Regions from separate parts of the Homo sapiens genome. Here region 1 is linked to region 2. A link is a contact called in ENCODE Hi-C or POLR2A ChIA-PET data. All regions are on one chromosome and are shown on one strand. The core of a region is the stretch at or near the end of the contact, and the rest is flanking DNA. Distances in the headings are between cores, read along the strand shown.

Region 1 (5,380 bases), core at 2,575-5,074, 280 kb before region 2:
CTGGGCCCCCTCTGTGAGAGACTGGACCTAGGTGGGTACCAGGCAGTTCCACCTGAACACACACACTTAGCATCTGTCTCACCCCTGCCATCATGCCCTCTGCTCAGTCGTGCCCCCCTCCCCTCCCCTCTGTGTACCTCCTTCCGTCTTATTTTGGCCTCATTTGTCCATTTATCTTGATGTGTTCTTTGGCGGGATGGAGTAGAGAGCCCAGAGCATCTTGCCTAGCTGTTGCAGTTTCTCCAGACACAGTTGGTCACTGCTTGTCCCAAATGAAGTGTAAGGGCTGATGCTTGTTTTGTTTTTCTTTTCTGCAGGTGAGGGTGACCTGAATAAAGTGGCTGATGCCTGCTTGATTTACCTCAGTGTCAAACAGCCCGTGAAATTACAAGAGGCTGCCAGGAGGTACGTCTGCCTGATCACCCGCATCCCTTTACGTTTGTTCTAAATTACAGATGATTTGCTAATGGCAAGCAGAGTTGAGGCATCTCTGCTCTTTTCTCTGTCACCCTGCCAGGTTAAGATAATTCTTTAACTGTGCCAGCACTAGAGATGGTATTTTTACTAGATGTGTTTCTCTTTGCCAGTAACCTTTTCCTCTGCTGCAAAGTCAGCAACAATTCCAGAGGGTCAAGAAGCAGAAAGACGGTGTGCTAGAGAGGACTCAGCACCCTCCTGGTTGGAGGGGAATCTGCTTCTAGGCCTGGAGACCAGGTGCCTGGCACTTCTTCATGCCTTGGCTTCTTCAACAGCAAAGTGAAAGTGCTGGGTTCCTGATATGGCATATGTCGACTCCACGGCAGGTCTTAGATGGGCATCGGTGCCATGAACCCTCACAAGTGCAAAGCAAAATTGTTTGTGTGCAGGCAGGTGCACATGTGCCTTTTTCTAATAGGAACCATTCATAGGTTCTAATAGGAATCTGTGACCCGAAGAACCTTAAGAGTTGCCAGACTAATGGCTTAAAGGGCCTTTTCTGATTCTGAAACTAGATGATTCCAATTTCTAAGAGTTTGACCATGCTTATTTGAGAAAAGCTGTATCACCTCTAGGAGAAGAAGCTGTTGCTGGTTACTTTAGGACTAAGAGCTAAAACTCAGCACAACAGCATTCCCCAGACATGAGACCCCAAATCTACTCTGCCCCTCTTCTCCAAGCTTTCCTTCCAGGTGGGAGCAGCCTGCATCCTGGAACTGCCATCCCAGGGTAGGTCTGCTGCTGGGGCGAAAGCTGGGCCTGGCACTCTGTGCCGCTCTGAGCCCTGCAGCTCCTTCAGCCTCACCAGCTTCACGCCTGCAGCGGAATCCCTGCATCTTCCTAGCTTCTAGAGGCACATCTCTGATCCTCTTCAGTGGGGTGGGAGTTAGGAGTCAACTCATTCCCTGAGGAGTGGAAAGGCTGCTCTGACTGTGCAGTGAGGAGAGCCAGCTTGCTCCTTAGAAACCTTGCACTCCCTGGGAGTGATGGTAATATCTTCTTGAATTGATTTATTGTCCTTTGCTGTTTTTTGCTCTTGATTTCCCATTTCCTTTTTTCTTCCTGTCCCTTTCCCGTCACATCCCTTAGTCCCAGAATCAGTCATAGTTTCATGAGCACAGGGGCGCATCCTAAGCAGCTTCTGTCCCCAGGCATTTTTATTCCGTACAGAATCAATTTAGGGTGAAAATAGTCCTCCCTGGGCGGTGCCCCTGGAGCTGATTGTGCTGTGACTTAAAGTGCAACTCAAGAACATAATGAGTTTATCTTGAAGTAAATCCTTTTAGATGCCTATTACAACCAAGAGTTAAAGGTCTGATTTTCACATTCCCCATCCATTCTATTTTTCCTACACCCACTCCATCCCATCCTTCAAGTTTAGAACCATCAAATAAGCTAATATTCTCAATTCATTATCTTTTCATTTCTAGTTCTCTTTTTTGCTGCTGAAAGCAATTAAACCCGGAATTGGACCTTGCTGAATCTTGAGCTGGTGTTCAGGGAGCCTCAGGTGGAGGAACACGCAGCCCCACCACTTGACCGCAGCTCCCTTTGTTTGCTCCAGCACATTCCGTTCAAGTGTTGAGTCAGATGGCCTCCCTCCTGATGGGCAGGGAGGGGGAGGAAGAGCTAGGTGGATTGCTTCACACATGTCACTTGCAAACTTATCTTGAAGTTGGGAAAAAAAATCAGTCTTGATCCTTGATCAAGAGCTGATTTGGCATCTTGATGCTGAAATTAATAAGCTCTCTAAGTGGGAGAAGAAGCCTGAGACAATAGGAAACCTGGTCTCTCTGTGAGCCTCATTACCGCATGGAGAGAGGGGTGGGTGGGTGGGCCACTTAGTATGGAAAAGTCATACCTGGCAGCTGGGTGCGGTGGGTGGCTTACGCCTGTTATCCCAGCGCTTTGGGAGTCTGAGGCAGGCAGATCACGAGGTCAGGAGTTCAAGACCAGCCTGGCCAACATGATGAAACCCTGTCTCTACTAAAAATACAAAAAGTTAGCTGGGCATGGTGGCAGGAACCTGTAATTCCAGCTAATTGGGAAGCTGAGGCAGGAGCATCACTTGAACCTGGGAGGCGGATGTTGCAGTGAGCCAAGACCGCACCACTGTACTCCAGCCTAGGTGACAGAGTGCAGTCTGTCATACCTACTAGTACTGAGGAACCAAGTCCCCTGCATGAGATGGAGTCCCATCTCAGCACATGGCCCTGCCATCCATCCTGTTGTTTGTTCTTAATTCTTCTCTTTCCTTCACACCCTACATCCATGACCAAAAGTAAAGCCCGCCTACCTCACTTGGAAAATTGCTCTCAAAACGACACCTCCAAACCACTAGGCCAGGCCAGGCCACCATCATCTCCCACCAGAACAACAGACCTCACCACTGGTCCCACTTCCAGTCCTGCCCCTCTAGGTATTCTCCATACTGCAGTCAGAGTGACACACTTACACACACTTACCCTCATGGGAGAAGAGAAAGCTGTGTTCGTTGCAAGGGCCCAAGTGGGAACCTTGGCTTAGTATTCAGAAAAGCCAGAGGTAGTGAGTTTCCGACCCTAGGCAGATGACCAGCTTGCTTTGGAAGTGGCTCTCCTGTCTGCCAGAGGGCTGGTGAGGGAAGCTCTCAGGGCAGGAGGCTGCTCCCAGGCCTCCTGTCTTCTGGAAGGAGAGGGATGTGCACCAGCCCTGTAGAACAGCCATGTCTGTGGGCCCCTCTGGCAGGTGGGCTTAGGACCTCCAAGGGGCGCCTTCATCGAGTTGGGGTGGAGGCAGACTTAGCAGCCCCATGAGAGTTCATCTTTATGTGCATCATGCTTGGGTTTTTCCTTGCTCCCATTTGCTTTTCCTGGCTCCAAAGAATGACCAAACCAGTGTTTGCTTTTTTAATTTGCCATATTAAATATAGCCTTTGTGGCAGGCTTTTACATCCAGGCAGTAAACTCTAGAAATGGACATTGATCAGGGGGTGGTTGATGTAACCGAGGTTGTAAATGCTAAGAACGGAGATGCCATTCCAGTTTAATGCTTTTATCTAGCAAATGTGCCTTGTATGGAGGGGGCATAAATCTTCCAACTGGGGGAGGCATGGGGGAGGGGCAGGGGATGGTGGGGGCAGGATGTGACCTTGCTGTGTGTTACCACCAGGTGTCACTGTTAACTGGCAATGCAAAAAAAAAAAAAAAAAGCCAGCTCCCCCAAAGTCCCTCTAGTTAAGTAACTTCAATGGATAACAAATGTGCAAATCATATTTGTGGTGTGGGAGGAGGGCTTAGCATACCAGGAGCTAAAAATAAGACAGTGTCCCTGAGGGTAGGCGTTGGATTACAGACAACAGGTCAGATCAGCCACACCCCCATCTCAGCCAACTGCAGTGGCAAACTTTGCTGATTGAAATTCTCAGTCTCCAGGATGTCTCCCGGCATGCCCTGGGCCTTCACAGTTCTGTGCCTTTCTGTCCAGGTAGCTTTTGCCTCCTGTACGTGAAAGGAATTTGAAAAGAGAGCATACACCCCAAATTTCTGTTTGTCCTTCAAGTCCATACATGTACTTAGCCTAGTTGAACTCCATTAAAACCATACTCCTTGGGCCAATCTCTTAGCAGACTCTGAGACTCCCTGGCTTTTGCAGTGAGGTTTTATATCATCCAATGAGCCTTTTACCCTGGGCTAAAAGGAAACAAAACTAGACAATACTTTTCAAATTTTTGAAAAGATGAAGTCAGGCCGTGTGCTGTGGCTCACGCTTGTAATCCCAGCACTTTGGGAAGCTGAGGTGGGAGAATCACCTGGGCTCAGGAGCTCCAGGCCAGCCTGGGCAACATAGCGAAACCCTGTCTCTACTGAACATATAAAAATTAGCCAGGCGTGGTGGTGTGCACCTGTTGTCCCAGCTACTTGGGAAGCTGAGGCAGGAGGATCACCTGAGCCTTGGAAGGTTAAGGCCATAGTGAGCCGTGATCACACCACTGCACTCCAGCCTGGGCAACAGAGTGAGACCCTGTTTCAAAAAAAAAAGAAGAAGATGAAGTCAGTGCCCAACAAGTCTCATAATAGAAAAATAAAGCTTTTAGGATGCTTGGCCTCCACCCCCAGTCCTACTCCCACCTGCTAACCCCAGAGCCCAGATAGGGATGCAGGGTGCCAGCAGGTGGTGACCAGCTGGTGTACCTTCTGGCCACGCAAGTCCTGGATGCTGTTATTGCTGTAGCCCCTGATGGGGCGCTGGGGAGGTTGCCATTCCAGCTCCCTCTGCCTCGCCATTGTGTGTGAGAGAAAAAGTAGCAGTCTTGCTTTGGACAAACCGAGGTTCAGATCTTACTGGCCATGTGACCTTGAGCAAATGATTTAGCTTCATTTCATTTTCTTCCTCTGTAAACTGGGGGTGATGAAAACTCCATTCTCATAGGGTGCTTGTGGATGAATCACGTTAGTATGTCCAAGGAGTCTCCAGGTACTGTTCTAGGGACTGGAATTAGAGGGAACAAGATAGGGGCCTCTACCCTCTGCTTATGTTCTGAAGGTATATTTACATCTGTGTACACACCTATGTGGGGTACATGTATGTAAATTTCCCAAATATGTTATACATGATGTGTATGTTACTCATACACATAGACACTGGCCACAGAATTTCTAGTTGTAAGCCTGCTTCATCCTTACTAAAATCTGAACTGGGGATTTCACCTCAAAAGGATCTTTTTCATGTTAATTGTGCCACCACTGTTTGCAGAAGTCAGGACCGGGTTTGAAGGTTCATTTACAGACTGACTTCCCTGCTCTCTTTCTAGCAGTAGGATCCCATCCCATCAAAGAACCAGCTGGTGCCTTCAAACCCTGGACGAACACAGACCGGCACAGGCTCATTCATTTCATCCCTGTCAGAGCCCCAACTCCTCTCT
Region 2 (5,581 bases), core at 17-2,516:
AGCTAAAAATTGCTTTTTTAATTAAAATAAGACTTCCTCAACCGCCTGCTGACAATCACAACTAGAACATGGAGCCCAGAATCAGTTAACCAGTCTCCATTCTGCTCTAATGGTGGTTTTAAGCACTCAGAGAGGGGAGGGGGAAAAAATTACCAATTTAAACAAAATGTTTAATCTTCTAATTATGGGACAGGCTCCAAGAGGATGGGAAGTGATTTGCAGTCTTCATTATGGAATCCCCACGCAACCACTGGCACAAGTCATGTCAGCCAGAGGCACATGCCATCTTTTTCCCCCACTGAGCCTTCTGTGTCCTTGCAAGTTTTGTGGGAATGGAAAAAGAAATCTTCAGTCAAAAAAAATGGGGCTGAAGCTTACGAATTTCTGTCTCCAAGTTCATCATGCTGAGTGAGGTGTAAGGATCCCCAGTGAGCAGCCAGGGAGACAATATTCAGTGACTTTACATTGGCAAGCTTAGCAGCCCTTTGAAACTCTAAAATCTTATAAAAACTGCCCAGGTCCGGTGGTGCTTAAGCCATTTTTTAAAAAATTTGCTGAAAAGTCCTGTCATCAGCACTAAGAGATGCACTGAAAATTAGGGTGGTGCCCACCAACGGCACTTCTGGTCGGAAGGAAATCTGTTCCTCTGCAGATATGCTTGTATCTTTGCTAATTTGTGTTATCTCTGCCCGTTCATATCTCTATGTGCTAACTCAGGAGAAAAAGTCCCTGCCAACCAACTCTGACAAGTCTGATGGCAGAACTCCCAGTGGAGATCCAGCAGAGACAGCAGAGGCAGGCAATTATTCCCTTTCATTAGGAACAGTTCTTTTTAAGTTTGGGTGTTTTGTATTAGTATTATTTTGAACACAAAAAGTAGCCATTCACAATCGCTGCTCAATGCAGTCACTTACACAACTGACAGCAACTGTAATTTCCCCATAAGCCAATTGAAAAAGATGGCCTGGAAGTAACTAGAAATGGTTGTGCCCCCTTAATTACCCACTGTAATGTAAAACCAGACATGGAGAGAATGGCCATAGCAGATCTGGGCAAAGTGGCAGTGATATTTAATCATCACTTCAGACCATCTGCAACTGTTTTGCAGAAGCACATCAAGTTTATAGATTCTAAAGCTTCCTACAAGTTACCAGGTGCTGAGGGTCAGCTGCATTGTCCTCAGGCCATGAGGGGATGCTTTCTTCATTCTCTCCAGGCCAGGGCGCTCAACAAAAGGCACGATGCCCACATTTTCTGAGCCAAGCCTGGCACAAGGAGAGCGCTGCTTCTTGATTAAGCCAGAACACAGATTAAATGTTTAGAAGTGGAGATTGTGAAAACAACCTAGGCGGGAAAGCAATTATCCCAGGGACAGCATGGCTTCAGCTGAGGCCCTCTGCAGCACAAAGGTGAATTCCACACCCTCCCACAGCTAAGCTGGCCAGAATGCTCCTCTACAATTCTCCACTCTGTAGATGAAGCCATCTTTTAAAACGTAAACCAAATTGTGTCACTCGACAGCTTAAAACCCCTAATGGCTTCCCATGGTGCTAGGAATAAAGTTAAAAAATGTTAGGATTCTCCCTCCTCCCCGAAGCTGACCCCTCTGTCCTTATCAACTGTCCCCTCTTCACTCACCAAGCTCTGGCCATACATGACAAGTCTGTTCCCACCTCAGAGTTTTTGTTTTGGCTTTTCCCTTGATCTTTACTGCCAGTCCCACAGCTCTTCATATGTCTGGATCTTTCTCATCATTTAGTTCACAGCTCAAATGTCACCTCTCAAAGAGGCCTTCTAGAACCTTCCAAAATAAACAGCCACTGCTCCCCCAACACTATATTACATCAGCCTATTTTTTTCCTTCATATTCCTATTTGAAATTATCTTGTTTTTATTTATCTAGTATGTGTTTGCTTGTTTAGGTATTGTTATTCATTGTCTGTCTTGCCTCCCTGGATGTAAGTTCCATAAAGACAGGGACTACAACTATCCTGTTTAGCACTTTATTCCCAACGTCTAGTGTAATACCTTACATTTAGTAGGCATTTAATAAATATGTATGGAATGATTAAAGAATGACAGGTTCAATATGGAGCACTAATCCAAATGAAATTTGCTAACCGCCCCAAAATCTGGATTGTCTCACAGCCTGACTAGCAGCATATGTTACAATGCCCTAGAAACAATGGTAAACAACATCCTATTTCCTTACCAACCCCTGGTGAATGACTAGGAAACTATGGCAAAAGGAGATAAGACGAGAACTCACAGACTGTCAGAGTTGCAGAACTGGAAAGTCTGTAAGCTTCTCAAGCAAGGTTTTGCTCAAACTGTCCTTTCACAGGAGGATCAGATGGGCCAGATAATGGGCTAGGGCCAAAGGTTGGGTCTTAAAGGTCCAGCTAGGGTAGGGCACACCATATGAGGCACACTGTATATGGCAGCTCCCATCCCAACCATGCAGAGCCCTTAATAATAGACTCTGGGTTGGGAGCCACAGAGCACATGTACATATCAAGCCTAAAGAAACTGGTGTGTGTGTTGGAGAGGAGACGAAAGCAGAGGTAGGGTATGACAGAGAGCCAAGAGTCAGGCACAAGACAAGAAGTGAGCAGAGGCATAAACTGGTGAAGAACAAACATACAGGGTCTCAGGTGATCGATATAATTAGATTTCACGGGCCTGTGGGTGTGTGTATATGGATATAAGGCTGACTAAAAGATACAGGGTTAAGGCAATCAGACAGGTAAATGGCTACCTTCCAGAAAGATAAGCATCATGAAAGAAAGGAGCACCCCACAGAAGGCCAGGTTAAGCCCCTATTTGTGAGTGGTAGTTTCACTTGAAAGACTCATGATTAGTGGACAACAGTAATTGCTCAGATGTTCTCTAGTTCCCAGGATGGCAGTGGGGGGGGCAAAGAGATGCTAGAGGAAAAGCAACATGGAAAATATAGACTACTCAGGCTAAAATGATTTCTAGTATCTCACAGACTTCGGAATCTAGCAACAGAGCTCTAAAAAGTTTTGCAGTTCATCCAAAAATGACCAAGAATACGAATGCTTCATTCTTCCAACAACCTCAACTTTTCAAAACACCATTAAAAGAATGGGCAAAAAAGGCCTTAGAGGTTAGATATCATATCAAACAAACAATAACACTAAGGAGTGACAGCTGACACCAAGGAAAAGAATGTAAACTACACAAAGTAGGCACAAGAACTCAAAATCCCTACTATTCCACAGTGCAGAAGTAAAAGCTTTCCAGATTTCAAAAGGTCATGAGAGAATTCAGGCACAACTAACATGTATTCATAATGATGCTCCTGAGATCACAGTGTGTCCTACTGAGAAAGGCAAGAATGTTCATGTTTTAGAAAGCTCTCCATACAAAATGATGAAAAATACATGTTTTGCACATGGAAAAGAGGACGCATAATCAAGGACACAGCACTGCCTGACCCCGATTTTGTCACCAAGTTGTTGGGGTGCTAAAGTTATTTCCCTCTCTGGGCTCTCTGGTTTACCCATGTGTACAAAGAAGAAGCTGGAATAGATCGTCTTGCCACTTAAAAGCTTCAGTTACCTGGAAAGTCTGTTTCTGAAGGGCATCACATTTTCCAAAGACACCAGAGAAACAAGAAGTTAGTACAATTCAATACAATCTGTGCCACCTTTTTTAAAAAAGGAATCTCATTATGGGTTTCTTTCAGCTACAACCCTCAATCAATCGCAATGTCTTTTTCGTGTCCTCCTTTATTGCCGAGTTTCACTATTCTGTTAGTCCTTCGGCATCTCTACCTTCCCTTGCCCAATAGAGGTACTCCTGGCCAGAGCCCCCATTACGTGTTTCAGCTTCTCTGTGAATAACTATGCAAGCTTGAGATGCTCAAAAGTTTCCCCCATCATTAATCCTATTATGGAAGCATTGATGTTGAGAGCGTCTGCTAAAAGATAACATGACAAACTGTAGCTACAATTTGTTTCTTTTTATACAAAGCTGCAAAGAAAATCGCATTCCAACATTATATACCAGCAGAGGACTGGTGTGCTGCTAATGTTTAACTCTATCAAGGATCCCAAAAGAAAATTTAAACTGAGATGCTCTTAACTGGAAATAGGGGATTCAAATAAAGAAATGTCATCAACCCTCAATTTTATGTATTAACAGAATGAGCACATGAATAATGCCAAACATGAAGCTAGAATCTGCACTAAAAATAATGCCAGCAAAACTGTTCAAGAATCAATCATGCCTGCTTTTGGAATAAAGTCAGATATATTCAGAGAGAAGCATCATGATACTCTGCTTGGTTTCAACTCCCTCTTTTTTTTTGTTTGTTTTTTTGGACGGAGTCTTGCTCTGTTGCCAGGCTGGAGTGCAGTGGCGCGATCTCGGCTCACTGCACCCTCCACCTCCCAGGTTCAAGCAATTCTCCTGTCTCAGCCTCCTGAGTAGCTGGCACTACAGGTGCATGCTACCATGCCCAACTAATTTTTGTATTTTCAGTAGAGACAGGGTTTCACCATGTTGGCCAGGATGGTCTCGATCTCTTGACCTCATAATTCGCCCACCTCGGCGTCCCAAAGTGCTGGGATTACAGGTGTGAGCCACCGCGCCTGGCCAGTTTCAACTCCTTCTTAGTTCAGTGACTCTAGATATTGCTGGGTAGCTGTTGAAAGGAAGTACAAAGAGCCAGTGCACATAATCTGCTTACAAGCAGCTGATAATCCAAAGTGAGTTAAAAGATAGAAAGGCACTGCAGTAGTCTCACTAGATCCTTCACTGAACTCCAGGATGAAGAAAAGCTAATTTCCATTTACCAACCCACAATGGAGCTGGAATTCTAAAGTTTAGGCTAAAACATTTTCAGATCAGTCACTGCTGGAATTCTATGGAAAAGAAACTAGTTCTGAACTACAAGCATACCTCATTTTTTTCCCCCTTTGCAGATACTGTGCTTTTTACAAATTGAAGATTTATAGAAACCCCGCATCAAGAAAGTCTATCAGCTGGGCGCGGTGGCTCACACCTGTAATCCCAACACTTTGGGAGGCTGAGGTGGGCAGATCACTTGAGCCCAAGAGTTTCAGACCAGACTGGGCAACATGCCAAAACCCCATCTCTACAAAAAATACAAAAATTAGCTGGGCATGGTGGCACACACCTGTAGTCCCAGCTAATCTGGGATTGCTCGAGCCCATGAGGTCAAGGCTGCAGGGAACCATGATCCTGCTGCTGTACTCCAGCCTGGGCAATAGAGCCAGACTCTACCTCCAAAAAAAAAAAAAAGAAAGTCTATCGCTGCCATTTTTCCAAAATCATGTGTTCACTTCATGTCTGTGTCACATTTTGACAATTACTGCAATGTTTCAAACTTTTTCATTATTATCATATCTGCTATGGTAATCCGTGATGAGTGATCTTTAATATTACTACTTTGTTTTCAGGCACTACAAACACGCCCACGTGAGACAGCGAACTTAATGAATAAATGTGTGTGTTCTGAGTGCCTCAACCAGCCTTTCCTCTTTCTCTCTCTCTCTCTCTCTCCTCAGGTCTCCCTATTCTCTGAGACACA

Evidence for each region. Hi-C counts contacts between places; a loop is a spot of excess contacts on that map. ChIA-PET counts read pairs that join two places held with the same protein, here RNA polymerase II (POLR2A). Pooled maps may share reads with other maps.
Region 1: a loop to region 2 is called in a map of PC-9, with 16 times the contacts of the local background. The contact joins two enhancer-like sites. A Hi-C loop is called at or near these places in 1 of 168 maps with a recorded cell type or tissue (PC-9) and 1 of 50 pooled maps. POLR2A ChIA-PET finds 5 or more read pairs at or near these places in 3 of 52 experiments (BJ, H1 and PC-9).

What each region holds. Positions count from the first base shown.
Region 1 is chr20:37,991,400-37,996,779 of GRCh38, reverse strand. It overlaps TTI1 (TELO2 interacting protein 1), which reads left to right. Exons shown (of 8, transcript NM_001303457.2): 6 at 1-31; 7 at 318-405. Among named protein-coding and RNA genes, the nearest start is that of TTI1, 39 kb to the left of the region's middle. Within about 2 kb of position 3,824, at least 11 of the 41 ENCODE cell types and tissues checked have a DNase peak (open chromatin) inside an H3K27ac peak, as active enhancers do.
Region 2 is chr20:37,707,901-37,713,481 of GRCh38, reverse strand. All of the region lies in intron 1 of CTNNBL1 (catenin beta like 1), which reads right to left. Among named protein-coding and RNA genes, the nearest start is that of CTNNBL1, 17 kb to the right of the region's middle. Within about 2 kb of position 1,266, at least 8 of the 41 ENCODE cell types and tissues checked have a DNase peak (open chromatin) inside an H3K27ac peak, as active enhancers do.